2 separate regions of the Homo sapiens genome follow, and region 2 is linked to region 1. The links are chromatin loops, found by intact Hi-C in ENCODE. Cell type or tissue: ascending aorta. All regions are shown on one strand. Each heading gives the region's core, and the rest is flanking DNA. Links, peaks and the distances in the headings are about the cores only.

The links. A loop is a pair of places that touch in the nucleus more often than their neighbours do. Peaks named below come from ENCODE experiments on the same cell type or tissue, not always from the same donor. Only the 100,000 strongest peaks of a DNase experiment are listed, where the experiment ranks them.
Region 2: a loop joins it to region 1, with 2.6 times the contacts of the local background. A loop is called at or near these places in 4 of 110 quality-filtered maps.

What each region holds. Positions count from the first base shown.
Region 1 is chr12:80,622,607-80,630,953 of GRCh38, forward strand. The region is part of intron 33 of PTPRQ (protein tyrosine phosphatase receptor type Q); the gene reads left to right. All of the region lies in intron 1 of LOC105369867 (a long non-coding RNA gene), which reads right to left. Among named protein-coding and RNA genes, the nearest start is that of MYF6, 81 kb to the right of the region's middle. In ascending aorta, for the core only: no CTCF peak of the experiment used is centred there; no DNase peak of the experiment used is centred there; H3K27ac peaks cover 1,786 bases.
Region 2 is chr12:80,774,921-80,783,267 of GRCh38, forward strand. No RefSeq gene overlaps it. Among named protein-coding and RNA genes, the nearest start is that of LINC01490, 16 kb to the left of the region's middle. RefSeq lists enhancers at 2,801-4,000, 3,245-3,474. In ascending aorta, for the core only: no CTCF peak of the experiment used is centred there; a DNase peak (open chromatin) is centred at 3,421; H3K27ac peaks cover 2,159 bases.

The sequences.
Region 1 (8,347 bases), core at 336-8,335:
GAGGAAACCAACACCCAGATTCTTTCAGTATTTAAGTGGCTAGGCCAGGATTCCAACATTACAGAACAGGATTTCATAACATTACATTACAAATATGGGATTTAGACCTGGGTTCAAATCTTGGCTCTGTCACTTGAGAAAATAATTTAATTTCTATAAATCTGAGTTTCCTTTGTTGGGAAAATATTGATAAGAGTATCATCCTTGAGGGGTTGTTGAAGTTTTGTGTAAAACAACATATATAAATATATTAATATTTTATAGTTAGTAAATTTTTAAAGTTTAATAGCTTTTTTGGATAGGTTATAATAAAATATTTTAGAAACATTTTTATTTAGGAGAAATTATTTCTCTAGAATTTCACTGAGAGGATCACAACATTCTACATTGTTTGTGCCAGGCCCTCAAAAGCCCCAGTTTATTCGTCTTAAAGAATTGCATGAACAGGGTATTTCTGGGGCACCACTTGAAAATGTAAGACTTCATGTGTTGCCCAGATCCTGGCGAGCTGTTGCTCAGTGTATCTTGAACTGCTAATAGACTTCAGTGAGAGTTATGACTGGAGAAAGACGGATTGTCCCACCATTTTTAGCCAGAAATTCTCATTGGGTTATGGAAATACTAATTGTATAAAAAGCCAGCCTCCACAGCCTCTACATGTAGTCAAGGAAACTTTGCATCTTGAAGAAATAGAGGGGGCATGTAGTTTGCTACATAGATGTTTGTAGAGAAATAACAAATTTCTTTGGCTAAAATGTTTGTTTAATTTTATACAAATCATTGGTTTGATTAATTTTACCCAATAATTTCATCATTTTAAAGCTAGCTGATTAGTTTTGTGGTTTTGAAATTGTATCAAGTGTTTCTTCATTTGATAGGTGAGTCTATCACACTCTGATGCCACCACAGTAAAATAAATGTCTTCTTGTCATCAGCATAATTTCCTATAGGTTACAGCATTCATAAGCCATTACTTCAGCTAAGTAGTGATCCTGGTGCATTTGCCAATGGAAGGTAAAAGACCTAGACAAGATAGATAACCCATGTGTCTTAGGAGATAATATTTTATAGGAGCAGTGCTGAAAGGAGCTAGCCTTGCTGTATTGTATGATGTTGTCTTTCATCAACTTACTGGTTTCATACAGATTATTCATGGGAAGGCAACATGTTCCGTCAGTTATCTGAGAGGCAAAGTTGAGACATTCAGGGTAATGGAAATGAGAAAGAAAAGCTATAAAAGGGGGGGAGCGCCAAGCATCAGGAACCACAGTGCACAGGAGCATGATTCCTTAGATTCTGCTAAATGGCTTCTCTCTGCCCAATGATGGCCTCATCCAGCACTATAAGTAATCTCAAAGAGCTCCTCAGCAATGGTCTTCTCTTTCTTCTTTCCACTCACAGTCAAGGTGGTGGAATACAACCATTAATCCTGGAATGTAGCAGAAATACACAGTCAGGTTTTTGATTCCTTCTTTGGAAGTATAACCACTGCCACCCCAATCATCTAGGTATGAATCTTTGTGTGCTCTGGAAACAGAAGGAGTCTACAGTGAGTAAAAGATGTGTAATGAAGGACAGAGCACAGGATCCTGCCAAGACTAAGGAAGGAGGGACTGGTGAAATGTAGACTGGACACAATATATAGAAAGGCACTGGGCTGCTGAGGGATAGTGACAAGGAAGGGTCCTATGTGTCTATGATCAAATTACTCAGAGTTCAGTGTATTTTTTGTAGACCAGTGACATGATGACAGTCTTTTAGGTTGCTCCTTAGAGTGATCTTCCAGGGACTCTCTCCTGAGATACAGCAGCTTTGTTAATTGGCCTTTGCCCTACAGTGCTTATTCTGGATTGACCACATGGAGTTCTGCTATTTAGATAGTCATTTATAGCGAGTAAGACAGTGACAAGTGGAATCAAAGGAACTTGCTTGGTTTGTAATCGTTAGTTGTAGTGAAATGAGAATGCACCCCTGGAGCAGAATTCCTCAATGACTAGCAAAGCAGCCCAGCCATTTCTCTGGTTAATGGATTTAACACCATCAATTACTGTTGTCATATTTGCTTTCTACCAGACTATTGAGTGTCGTGGTTCTATGGAGATTAGAGTCACTTTCATAGGTCAAGAAACAAACAACATCCCCTAGAAGTGGTCCTGGTCCATTTGACATTGATAGAACGCTGTAGATCAGGGGTGTCCAATCTATTGGCTTTTCTAGGCCACATTGGAATAAGAAGAATTGTCTTGGACTACATATAAAATACATCAACACTAACAATAGCCGATGAACCAAAAAAAATTGTAAAACCATATCCTAATGTTTTAAGAAAGTTTACAAATTTCTGTTGGCCCACGTCCAAAGTTGTCCTGGGCCACATGCAGCCCATGAGCTGCGAGTTGGACAAGCTCGCCACAGATTCAAAAGAGTTCTTAGTAAAAGAACATTGCCAGGGAAGAAACTCTAGAAGAACTCAAAAAGAAAACAAAGTTGATCAATTCTCCAATGGTTAGTGGCAAGAATGGTTTCATGGTTGTGAGAATGAAGGCAGGCAAATAATAAAGTGCATTCATATAATACCCCTGGTGTCATCAGAAGATGACAAAGGGTGATTGAGTCCTTTTTTTCTCTCAAATATGTCATGTGTTGGGATATATGAATCATTTGCAGCAGGCTAGGGACTCAAACATTCCTGGTAAGCTGCTGAAGACATATGTGTGCATGTAATCCCAGACTACAGAGAGAAGTCTAGGTCCCATCAAGGTCATCCACCCACCAGGGGATAAGCATTCATTCACTGGTATTTTGCACACCACAGGCAATGAGCACTAAGCCGAGTTGCCTGTCTGTTGAAACTTTGGGATTTAAGAGCTTTTGCACGACTCTGTTTCCACAGACCATTGTAGTGGTAATTATGCCTCTCAGAGACGTTATTATTTGGAGTTTAAAATTAGGGGCAAAAGAATCACCATAGACTGATAATCTTAAAAATGTTTAAGTTTAGTGAAAGGGACTAATGAAAGTACAAGTGAGAGATGGCCAGGTAGAACTTCACTGGATGGATAAGTATGAGTCTGTGGAAGAGCAGTTTGCATTTAGGGAAACCTTTCTGGCCTGTAGGGATAAACAGGGAAGATAACGTATGCATTATTTTAATCCTAAATAAATACTTGAAACTTATTTGATTTCGTTTTTACTCAAGATTGAGTATTGGCATTTTTATTATCAAAATTCACAAAAAACCCTCTTAAACTTTTTGAAAAAATCTTCCCTAGGCACATCAGTTTATGGAAAGTGCTTGTAGGCAATGTTTTGATTACAAGGTTTAATTATAGAGGGATCCTGTGATTTGAAAACCAGACACCCGTTTCTGTACCTTACAGGGCTCTCATTAAAGCTGAACATGATGAAATCTTAAACCCCATGGCAAAGGCACTCTGTGATTGTTTTCTTTTGTCATAACACTTCTCATTTAATTACTATGCTAACAATGAAAAGTTCCAATGTGCTCACTTAGATTCAGAAATAGGGAGTTGCTATGTATCTTTTGCATCCAAAGGATTACTTCCCTAAAGTCACCAGAGGAACAGAGGAAGATTGTATTTTGTTAACGAGACAGTGGTAATGTGGTGGTGAACCTCACATACTCTGTAGTCAAGACAGACGTATTTCAGGCAGGCTTGGTATATATTGAATTTATGAGATTGTGGGTTAGTTACTTAAAAAATTATTTTTAAGTTCTGAAATCTTATTTCTAAAATGAGAATACTAATACTCATTTTAGAAGCTAACTAGGAGATTAAATCAGATGAATAAAATGGATGAATAAATATGAAATGTTTGTTAATAAAGATACCTGTCATTGTTTATGTACCAAGTCTTTAAGGGGTTTTACATATAAACTCATGCATCTTCACTGCAACTCTGTAACAACACCTCCTATTTACATAGCGCCAATTTCTAGGTAAGAAGTTTGAAGCATTGTGTTTTTTACTAACTTGACCAAGCTTTTTAACCATCCCAAAGGTGGTGGCAGAACCTGCTTTCAGACCCAGGCAGCGTGACCTCAGTCAGTGCTGTACTTGTAACCACTGCACACACTACCTGCAAATCACTAAGTCCCCAAGTAGCCCCCAGTTCATTACTATGGGTGATGTTTCTGCTCCCACAACCTATCTTTGCTGTACCATTTTCTCTTCTTGATAGTTTTAATTATTTCTAGCAGCTCTCTTTTCTCACACTTTGTCTTGGCTTTTGAGGTTAGTGTTCACAGATAAGCATGTGTTGCTTTTGTGTTTAGAGATATGGTTTCTTTTTATTTTTTTAACACCGAATAATGTGACTTTTCTCACACCCTAGCAAACACTTTATTAGCTACCTTTAAATTTTTTCCTGTCTGTATGGATGAAAATGATGTTCATCCCAATGGGGTGTTTTAATCTATATGTTTAAAATTTTATTGAATATTGACAAATTATACACGTATATATTTATGGGGAACAGAGTGATGCCATGATATATGTATACCATGTGCAATTATTGAATCAAGTTAATTAACAAATCCATCACCTCAAGCACTTATCATTTATTCCTCCTATCTAACTCTATTTCTTGACTTATGGAATTGAGTAACTTTTAGTAAATTATTTGCTCAGTGTTTGAATACCCTAGGTGACTAGCACTGGGCCAAAAGAGAAGATGAACTCCCTATACTTTAGTCCTGTTATAAGAACTCAATTTTTATAATAATAATAATAATAATAATAATAATAATAATAAAGAAGGAGGAAGAGGAGGAGGAGGAGGAAGGGGAGGAGGAGAAGAAGGAGAGGGAGAAATAAGGAGGAAAAGACTTTCCATTTTATATGCATCTTTATCAGGAGCCAGGCATTGTACTATGAGCTTTATATCTAATTGAATTCAAGTTTCTCCTTAGAGAATAGGCTTAAAAACAGACTTAAAAAGTTGGATACATATGCTGAATTTAAATAATGATAACTTCAGTCAGAAGATAATACTTATGAAAAATTAGTGCTTTAGAATTATGATTTGCCAAATTATAGTAGTACAATTTATTATGTAAACAGACCAATTTAATGTGATTTGTCACAGGATTTTAAGTCTAGTCAGAAATGACTTGCACCTACTACAAAAAGAAACATGTTTATATTTTTAAGTAAAAGAATTCCATTTTCTATTAAAGGATTTGGAGAAGTGACATCATTCTCTACTGTTAATGCTCTGTGGGTCCATGCATAACAGTGAATCAGAAAGTGTACTTGATAATCAGGGAACATTTTGTCCTCTCTTAGTGACACTTTTGTAATTCATGTGCCCAAAGGATTACATATTGTTTATTAATATATTATATGTCATTTCCTCATTTGGCCAGTGCTTTGAAATGGTAATCTAATCTAAAAAAAATTTTTTGTGTGGTCTATGAGAACATTTTTTTCCCACTGAGTTCTAAGGCCCAGTGATTCATTATTACCTAATAAAGAGGATTCTTTATTCATCTTCATGCCTCCTTTCCCAAGCATATCCAATTAGAGTCACCATGTGAAAATTCATAAATCAAACCGTTCGTATTTTAATGTATAAAAAAATGTACCTAAAATACTTTAGGTGATACATGCTGCTTTCTCATTTTTTAAATTTAGCAGGAGATTCTAGCAGACCATGAAGTGCTGATAACTGTTTTAAATTCAGTATTTATTCAAATCCACCATGCAGGATAGCCACAGGAACTCTTTTATATTGGTAACATTACATAAGTACCAATACAGGACAAAAAGATGAAGCATTAATACGTGCCTATTTTACACATTGGTAACCTATTTTGTCACTTGACTGTAATACTTTGTGCAGTAAAATTATAAATTATGTAACTTAAAATTGATTACAATTATAATTAGTAGTTGTGCTTAATAATTTTTATATTCTTATTTGGTTCAATGCCTGATCTTCAAACACGAACATTTTTAATCTTTTTCAAAATCAATATATTTGTTCATTAGTAAATTTAGCAAATATTTATTTAATATTTACTCTGTGCCCAGTACATCTCTCAGACCGTGGAATAGTTTTGTATAAAACAAAAACCCCTGTACTCAAGGGGGCTTACATTCTGGAGGAAAGGACAGAGAATAAATAGTAAGAATAATAAATAAGTGATTTATATGTTAAAATAAGATAAAGTTATGGAGGAAAAAAGTAGAACAGAGGGAAGAAGGAGGGGGAGGAGGAGGCAGAAAATGCAGGGAGTTGTGTCTTTCAATTTTAAATAGTGTGCTGTGTTAGTCTGCTCAGGCTGCCATCACAAAATATCATAGATGGGGTGTGTTAAACAATAGAAGTTTATTTCCTCACAGTCCAGAAGGCTAGAAATCTAGGATCAAGTTTCCTGCCCATTTGGTATCAGGTGAGGGCTCTCTTTCTGGCTTACAGATGGTTGCCTTCTTGCAGTGTTCTTACATGGCCTTTCCTTGGTGCATGGATGGAGATAGAGAAAATATGGTGGGGGGAGGAGGAGGAGAAAGGAGTGAGTGGCACACACACACACACACACACAGAGAGAGAGAAAGAGAGAGAGAGAGATGGAGAACAAGCTCTCTGTGTCTCTTCTTATAAGTCACTAATCCCATCAGATCGGGGCCTCACCCTATGGCCTCATTTAACTGTAATTCCTTTCTTACTCCAAATACAGCCACACTGGGGATTAGGGCTTCAACATATTAATTTGGGGGAAACACATGTATTCAGCCCATAATATATGATCATTGAGAAGGTATTTCAGCAAACCTTTAAAGGAAGTGAAGTGGCTACCCAGAAAGATATACAAGGCATACACACCTTTGCAGGCAGAGGAAGAAGCTGCTGCAAAAGCCATGTGTCAACAATGGCCTTGTGTTATTCATCAATAAGGAGGCTAATCTGGCTCCCTAGGAGTGAGCAAGCAAGGTGGGGACTGGAAGGGAAATCAGAGGGGTAACAGGGGACCAGACAGTTAATGAGGGACCAGATCACACATGCCACTGGAAGGATATGGGCTTTTCTCAGTGGGAGATGAGGAGGATTTTAAGCAGAGAAATAATGTTTTAAAACGATTGTCCTTGCTTGTATGTTGAAAATAGGTGGAACAAGGACAAAGGTGGATACAGGCAGACTTGCTAAGTTTTTAATTCATGCAAGACAGGATGGTGGCCTAGATCAGATTATCAGCAGCAAAGGTGGAGCAAAGTGAATGGAACATACATAAAACTAGAAAAAATGGTGTCATGAACCCCCAAATACCTACTAACTCAATTTAATAATAATTAACATTTGGCCACATTTGTTTTATTTAGACATTGTTCACTTATTTCTGAAGTAAAGTAAGTCACATAACGCATATTCCACTCCTAAATACTTTAGTATGTTTCTCTAATAAGTACATTTTTATTATATTGCTGTGATTAAACTTAACAATAAATTATTGATATTATTTAAGCTACTTGTATATACGTTTTCAAATCAGTCTTTGATTTTTTTCTTTAAAGTTAATTTATTTGAATCAGGATCCAAATAGGAATTTACACATTATCTTTGATTGTTCTGTTTCTTCTATTATTTTTTTAAAGAGCCTTCTTTTCTCCTTTCCTTCCCCCCTATGTCATAGACTCCCTGAAGCAATCAGATAGGTTGTCACGTAGGAAGTCCCATATTTTGGATCTGTCTGGTGGTTTTCTCTTGATGTCCTTTAATTTTTTTTCTTTCCACCACTTTCTTATAAATTAGAAATAAGATCTAAAGCTTTGAGTATTCGCAGTCAACATTTTTGTCAGAAGTACTTTATAGGTCTTGCTCACTAGATCAAAATACCTTCCATCAGGAAGTGTAGAATATCTGATTGTTACACGTGATGCTAAAATTGATCAGTAGGCTTGGTGGCAGCAACAGCATGATCCTTCATTGGAAAGTTGGTTTTGACCACTTATAACAAGCGTATAATCTATACAGCGATATTTTGTCATCCTGTAAATGTCCAATTCCCCATTAACTTTCCTCCTAATCATTTTAGAATACATTTATGTTTGTTACCTGAATCAACTATTTCGTTAGAAATACTGATTATTAATTTTTTTTTATTTTGAGCTGGTGTTTTGCTCTTGTTACCCAGGCTGGAGTGCAGTGGCACGATGTCGGCTCACTGCAACCTCCACCTTCCGATTTCAAGCTATTCTCCTGCCTCAGCCTACCGAGTAGCTGGGATTACAGGCGCCTGCCACCACGCCCAGCTAATTTTTGTATTTTTAGTAGAGACGGGGTTTCACCATGTTGGCCAGGTTGTCTCGAACTCCTAACCTTGGGA
Region 2 (8,347 bases), core at 69-8,068, 150 kb after region 1:
GTATTTTTAGGAGAGACGGGGTTTCAGTATGTTGGCCAGGCTGGGTCTCGAACTCCTGACCTCATGATCTGCCCACCTCGGCCTCCCAAAGTGCTAGGATTACAGGTGTTAGCCACCATGCCTGGCCTGGTTATATCTTCTGTTTCTAACTCCTTGAGGTGCATTGTTAGATTGTTAGTTTGTAATCTTTCTGCTTTTTTGATGTAGGCATTTATTGTTATAAACTTTCCTCCTAGCACCTCTTTTACTGTATCACACAGGTTCTGGTATGTTGTGTTTCCATATTTATTTGTCTCCAGAAATTTTTTGATTTCCATCTTAATTTCTTTATTGACCCAATTGTCATTCAAAAACATGTTGCTTAATTTTCATGTATGTGTACAGTTTCCAGAGTTCCTCTTGGTATTAATTTCTGGTTTTATTCCATTGTAGTCTGAGAGGTTACTTGACATGATTTTAAGTTTTTAAATTTGTTGAGACTGATTTTGTAGCCTAACATATGGTCTATCCTGGAGAATGCTCCATGCGCCAAAGAAAAGAATGTATATTCTTCAGTTGTTGGATAGAATGTTCTCTAAACATCTGTTAGGTCCATTTGGTCTAAAGTTTAGTTTAAATCCAATGTTTCTTTGTTGATTTTCTGTCTAGATGCTAATGCTAATGCTGAGAGTGAAGTACTGAAGTTTCCCCACTCTAATTATATTCCAGTCTATCTCTCTCTTTAGAGCTAGTAATATTTATTATGAATCTGGGTGATCCAGTGTTAACCCTACTAAATTTTTCTGATAGTTTATCTTTAAGCTCCTCTCCTTCACATGGGTTGGGCTGGGCAAGAGTGAAGGTGGACATAGAAAAACCTCTCCCAAAAACATCATTTCTTACACTTTTATTTCTCTGTTGATCTGATATATGGAAGAGGAAGGGTGCTTTGAATTGAATGGGCCCAGTGCTATTATTTTTAGATAGTATAGGGATGATATGGTTTGACTCTGTGTCCCCACTGAAATCTTATCTCAAATTGTAATCCCCATAATCCCTATGTGTCAAGGACAGGTCCAGGTGGAGGTAATTGGATCATGGGGGTAGTTTCTCCCATGCTGTTCTCATGATAGTGAGTGAGTTCTTGTGAGATCTGATGGTTTTATAAGCATCTGGCATTTCCCCTACACATACTCACTCCGCCTTGCTGCCATGTAAAGAAGGTGACTGCTTCTCGTTTGCCTTCTGCCATGATTGTAAGTTTCCTGAGGCCTCCCCAGCAATCCATAACTATGAGTCAATTAAACCTCTTCCCTTTGTCAATTATCCAGTCTCAAGTATTTCTTCCTAGCCGAGTGAGAACAGACTAATATAATGGCTTTCTTTAGAGTATGGGAATATGCAGTTAACTTCTATTTCATCTTCAAATCTTAGCTATAATTCTGGCCCAATAAAAACATATTACTCTCATATGTAAACATGAGATCTTATAACATATAATATCATATCATATTTGCCTCAGTAGATTGCAATTGGATTGAAAGAAGAAAGTCAAAACTATCCTATTATTTGTCACATTCTACATAGGCAGCTGGGAACTTAAGCAGTGACTATGCTGGGTAGCTTAACTTCTAATGAGGAGCAACAGCCCAGGGTGCAGGGAATTCCTAACTTTAGACCCAGCTAGGTTTCCTTTACTATTAGTAAACCCTGCCTAAACGTTCATATGCAGGTAGTCTGTTTCTCTGAAATAAAGGATATCACAATAATTAAAATCTGTTAATATATGTGAAGTTCTTAGAACAGCACTTGACACATAGTAAGTACAAATATAATGAATTCTTATAATTGTATGTTGCTTCAACATCCATTTTGAATGTAAATGGCTTGACTTTCCATATTCAATGAGTTAATAGGTTTGACTTCCTCATACAAGAGGCAGAGCTTAGTCACCCTTGACAGAGTTTTCAGTTCTCCACCTCTTCCCAGTTTTTCAAGGTGTTTCATTCAGATATCTGTCTCATTAACTGCCTCCTGGTGACTACTTCCCTACGAGATAGTTACATTCAACCTACTTGCTCTACCCACTCCCACATGTGGCATGTGCTTTGTAGATAGGCCACAGTGACCACCTTTCAGTCACTGCAGGACTGCATCAAACTGCCCACTTGCTCTTAAACCCACCAGTTGTAACTCCCCACCGGAAATCTACCTAGGAAATGGCCTGAACCCCAATAAAGTCTTTGGACCTCAGGTCTCTTACTCTATCTCTCTTGCTCCCCACTTGACAGTTGAGTGTGTGTCCTGGACTCCCTCCTTCCTGTCGGTCCTGAAAAATGTGCTGCTCTCTTCTCTCTAGGGTATATGTGAGTAATAAAACTGCTTCTATTATTCCATGTGATATAGTTTGGCTGTGTCCCTACCCAAATTTCATCTTGAATTGTAGCTCCCACAATTCCCACATGTTGTGGGAGGGACCCAGTGGGAGGTAATTGAATCTTGGGGGTGGGTCTTTCCTGTGCTGTTCTCGTGATAGTGAATAAGTCTCACGAGATCTGATGGTTTTAAAAAGGGGAGTTTCCCTGCACAAGCTCTCTCTTTGCCTGCTGTCATCCATGTAAGGCGTGACTTGTTCCTCCTTGCCTTCCATCATAATTGTGAGGCCTCCCATCCATGTGGAACTGTGAGTCCATTAAACATCTACCCTGTATAAGTTACCCAGTCTCTGGTATGTCTTTATTAGCAGTGTGAAAACGGATTAATATACCATGTGTTTTGTTGTGCTGCCTCTTCTGCATCTCACACGACCAACATACCCGAACCTAACTTCTTTTCCAGTCAGGGCTCTCCTACAGAGTGGCTATCTTGGTAGGAATAAACTATTCACAGGTCTGGTGAGAGTCACAAGGGCATTTGCCAGTGTAAATAAGTTTCCTGTGAGAAGAACAATTGGACACGGGTCAGACACTTTAGCAAGTTAAGTATTCTGACAAAAGATAAAGGTCAGGATAAAAATGAAATTAGAGAAAAAAAATACAACTCAATAAATGTTAGCTGTTAAGTATAGCTTTGTCTACCCAAAATACTTCTCTAATTATCTTATTTCGGTAAAACACTGTTGTAGATTGCAAAAGCAGCCCAATTTTCTGTTCCTCTGTGTATAAATGCCTTTTACAATGATCAAGAGGTAGAGACTTTTCCCCCAGTTGCTGACTCTGGGCTGGGCTAGTGACTTGTTTTGGCCAATAGAATGTGATAGAAATTACATTTTGCCTGTCTGAGCCTAACTCTCAGAAGGTCTTGTGGACTTTTGCTCTCTCTTGAGATTTTTTCCTCTATTATGAGAACAAGCCCAAACTAGCCTACTGAGGGTAATAGACCATGGGGAAAAAAGCTGAGTCACTTCAATTGGAAGTCAGCCAACCCCAGAAACAGAGCTGCTTAGCTGATGTTCAATTGATTACAGGCACATGGGGAGGCCCAGCCAGTCAAACCCAGAACAGCCCGGCTGAGCTCAGCCTAATTCTGTGACTTTCAGGATGAGTAACAAAATAAATGATTCTTATTTTAAGTCAAAATTTTGGAGAGCAATCTTCCTCTTGTCAATGTCTATCTCAGTGCTATTTCAGACTCCTTTCGTACTGTCAAATCTCACTCAACTTTTAGCATCTATTTCAATTGGCATCTCTTCCAAGAAGATTTTTCTAATTTCCTCAAGTGATGTGTTATCTCCCCTATAATTGAACCCCATTTTGATATTTGTGTCCCTTTTTAGCTTTTTTTTTAACTTGTTTTCTATTAGAGGTGTTAGTGTCCTACTCATCTTGCTTTTCCTACAGCTAGTAAGTGGACATCCAGGAGGTACAAGGATATATCCCAGACCTGGCCAGTCATGCTACCATTTCCCATAATAATCTCCTTAAGAAGTGAGCACCAGACCCAAGTCATTCAGATACTACCTGTAAGATATAGGCACTGAGGGAAAGAGTCTGGTTTTTCTTTTAGATGAAGAGCTATAAGAATGGAATCGAGACTAGGAGAGGAACATCCAAAGGAGAGAAAATGACTGCAGTGGGAGAGAACAAGAGCTACGATCAAAAAGAGGAGAGACAAGCAGCACTGAGGAAGACAGAAGGGTAAGAAGAGGTAAGAATTCTATCAACACTGAGATACTGAGACCTGGATCTGTCCTGTTTTGGAAGTAATTGATTCTCTCTCTCTTTTTTTTTTCTTCTCAAGCTCAAGTGAGTTGTGTTTTGGTTAATTGCAAAAAGAAAAGAATCCTAAGCTTCTTGTGAACTGAGGCAGGTTAATATGAATGATTCTCCAGTGCTATATCACCTATAGATATGTTGACTACATAATGTATTATCTATATTGGGACACTTCTGAGAGCAAAATGGAGTGCTAGTAATAATTATTCTGAAAAACCTAGTGCTAAATGAGACTGTCTCTTTGGGTTTCCCAGAAAAAAATCAGAAAAGCTGGATCTTCAAAGCTGAGGATTAGATGCTGGATTGTTGTGTTACAAAAATCCAGGTCTAGACCTTCTATGGGTCCCTTCTTTGTAGCAGACAGTCAGCCTCTCACCCTTACAACCCTATTATCTACAAAAATACAGCTAATAAACAAAAACTCACAGGAAGCAAAGATTTATGGAACAGGTAGCAATTAAACTCTTTGGAACTACGTTGTGTTTGTGTGGGATAGTTCTTGAATTTGTGTTTGTAATCACTATAACTTAAAGGAAGAAAAAAATTAGGTATTAGTTCTCATGTATGATAATTTTCCTTCAAGATATTATGTTTTCTATCCTTGGTGTCGGGGAGGCAGTAGAAGTAGCAAATTAATATAATGTTTAAGTTAGTTGTTGAATATATATGGTATATAAAAGTTAAAACTCAGATAAAACTTTGTGTTAGCAACACAGATGAACACAATGTGGGCTAAAGCTGAAGAAATGTTTTGATTTCGATGATCACCTTTTATCTTCCTCTATAGGCTACAGCTGAGACAACAGTAATTAATCTCACAATCTCCTGTACCTGATATAATGGCTTAGGGGCAGAGGAGAACTACTGTAGTGTAAGTGGGGCTTGTGTTCTGATGGGCAATGGCAATAGGCAGGACCATTAATACAGACTCAGGCATATGGAAGTAGTATTATTGTGCCCACCTTGCTAATTTAAAACTCACTTTACACTTTAGAATTTCTCCCATGAAATAAGCAACGAAATATGTATCTACAGTAAAGTCATTTGGTGGGGGGATTGGGTATTTAATATTAATATGGTTAATATTTACATTAACCTCTACATTCATCCTGAGGATAAGAATAAGATCAGAACAACCAGGGAATAAGAGATAAGGATGACCACTTTTATCTTTACATTCTTTATCTCCTCTTTGTAGAAATAATAATAATAATAATTAAAGCTCTTTTCTTTCTTAGAAGTGTGTGGTGTTGAGTTCTCAACCCAGATGAACTTTGTGAGTGAGCTATAGAGAACTGAGATAGACCCAAGATAATCCAGCAGCCATTCTATAAAGTTGAGAGGTGAAAGAAAATTTCTTTTAAGTAATATTAAGTACCCACTTGGTAGGTAATTACTATAGGAGAAATTAAAATGACAAAGACACAAATGGGTCCACTACAAGACAAGCTAAGAAAAATGCTAAAGAGGGGTTACAAATAACAAATATCACAGTGGGGTTTGATGATGGAATAGATAACGTCACGTCTGAAAAAAATTAGAAAAACCTCCTTGGAAAAGAAGCTATTTGAAATGGGCCTTTTATGTTGGGGATTTTTTTCTGAGGAATGAAAGAGGCATTTCAGGAATAATCAAAATCTAAGAAGAAAGAAAGTTTGGGACAGTTTCCAGGAATAGGTAGTGGTCAATTTCGACTGCAAGATTAATAAGGCTAGAAAAGCAGTGCCATTTAGTAGGGAAATACACATTCCAAACCATATTACTCCCTAATGTTAGTTAGCATGTTAGCCTATCACTGAACTTTGCTCAGTCCCTCATCCCCTCATCGCACACACACACACACACACACACACCACATTCTCAGCAAATACTTTGAAATTTGTTGGTCATAATCTGATGTAGTCATGGTAGATATTTTGTACTGTAGAGCTGTGCTAGTTGTTAAGTTTAGCCTAAAGCTGCCTCCTTACATATTTAAAATTCAGCCTAAAGATTTCTCCATACACAGTGAACTATAACCTAACCTAAATTGACATGTAAACACACTGTAACCTACTCTTATGGCAATCATCAAGTTCCATCTATTAAAACTATGTTCAAATAGGGTAAATGCTGAGCTGTACATGATCTGGCTGTTCCTGTACCTCACTTCCATTTTCTGTAGGTCATTTTCCTTATTCTGCCCCTAAGTCTTCTTCCATCACACAGCTGTGCTGGAGTCTCTCTAAGCCTACTCTTGCTTGGGAGGCTGCTCAATTCCTGAAATATTCTTTGTTCAATTGAACTCTATCAAATTTGATTTGTCTAAGGTTTTTTTCTGTTTACAGATGATGTCAGAAGTGGGATCCAAAGAAAAGCTTCCAGTGACCCCCAGGAGCACTGAGTGACCAAGCAAGGTACCTGCTGGGCCCATTGTATCCATTGTCTTCTTGTTGAAACTGGGGATTATTGGTTAGTTCTCCCTTGAATTCTGAAGCCCCACAGATTTGTGTTTTGAGGCATTCTGAGTTTGAGCAAATTTCTGATCCAAACTGGGTTGGAAGTTGCAGCATAAATTCGGCTGGGCCCAGAATCAGATTGGCTCTGTTAATTAACTGAATTGGATCTAGTTAGAGGTCTTAGGTGTCTGACTGGCTCAGAGAGAAACTAGGATTAAATGGTTATACTACAGGGGATGCAAACTTCAGCTTTCATACATTTACAGAGATTTTTGTCAATTTTTCCTGGGCATTTGGGTATGGAAAAATTATTAAGTTGATCAAGGAGATCTGAGAGTCAAAGCCAAGATTCAGAGTAAAAATGGGATCCTTAATTTCTTAAGAACTGAGTAATCTACCTTCCAGCTATGCCTACATTTACACATGAAAAGTATTAGGCCCCAGAAGCAGCAAATGGTTATAGAAATGGCAAAATCTTACTAAAGATAGTTTAAAATTAGAGTGGAACATTCCAAGTGAACAACATTGCACTTTAAGAAGTGCATTTGAAAGTGAGGGCCCCCTAATTAGTCTCATCCACGGAGGAGTCTTTTTTTATTTATTTTTTAAACAAGAAAAGACTTTTGCTTAAGGCAAATAAAAAGCTCAAGCAACTAATTGAGAAGAAAAATGGAAACTGCTAACATTTTCACTTAGTTACTATGATGGTTAATACTGAGTATCAACTTGATTGGATTGATCCTGGGTATGTCTGTGAGGGTGTTGCCAAAGAAAATTAACATTTGAGTTAGTGAGCTGGGAAAGGCAGACCCATCCTTAATCTGCGTGGGCACCATCTAATCAGCTGCCAGAATGGCTAGAATATAAAGCAGGCAGAAAAAACAAAAAACAAAAAACAAACAAACAAAAAAAAAAAATGTGAAAAGACTAGACTGGCCTAGCCTCCCAGCCTACATCTTTCTCCCATGCTGGACCCTTCTTGTCCTTGAACATTGGACTACAAGTTCTTCAGTTTTGGGGACTCAAACTGGCTTTCCTTGCTCCTCAGCTTGCAGACGGCCTATTGTGTGACCTTGTGATCATGTGAATTAATACTTAGTAAACTCTCATACACAAACACACACACACACACACACACACACACACACACACACACACATATTCTATTAGTTCTGTCCCTCTAGAGAACCCTGATTAAGGCCGTTACTATTCCATCCCAAAGGTGAAAAGAAAGCTATCCTAGATAATGTCTTTAGAAAAAGAAGATACTCAGTAAAGTAGGCTTGCTTCTTTTTCAGATCTATCCATACTGAGTTCAGGTATAGAGAATGCTTTCTTTGTCCTATTCCTTAATGTACTCCACCCCGAACTCAGTAATTTTAGCTAAGAAAGAGCAGCTGAATTAAAAAGATCATCTATCAAACTAAAACACACCTACCTGGCACTTAACCAGCTATCTTGAAAGACGTTTGTAAAAGCAATTTACATCTATAAAGGAAATCTCCATTTGTAAGAGCTCTGTCTATGTACATTAGAAACTCTTAACCATTGTTTTAGGTATGACAATTCTTTCATGAGCGTCCCTGTGAAGAGACCACCAAACAGGCTTTGTGTGAGCAACATGGCTGTTTATTTCACCTGGGTGCAGGCGGGCTGAGTTCGAAAAGAGAGTCAGCAAAGGGAGATAGGGGTGGGGCTGTTTTGTAGGATTTGGGT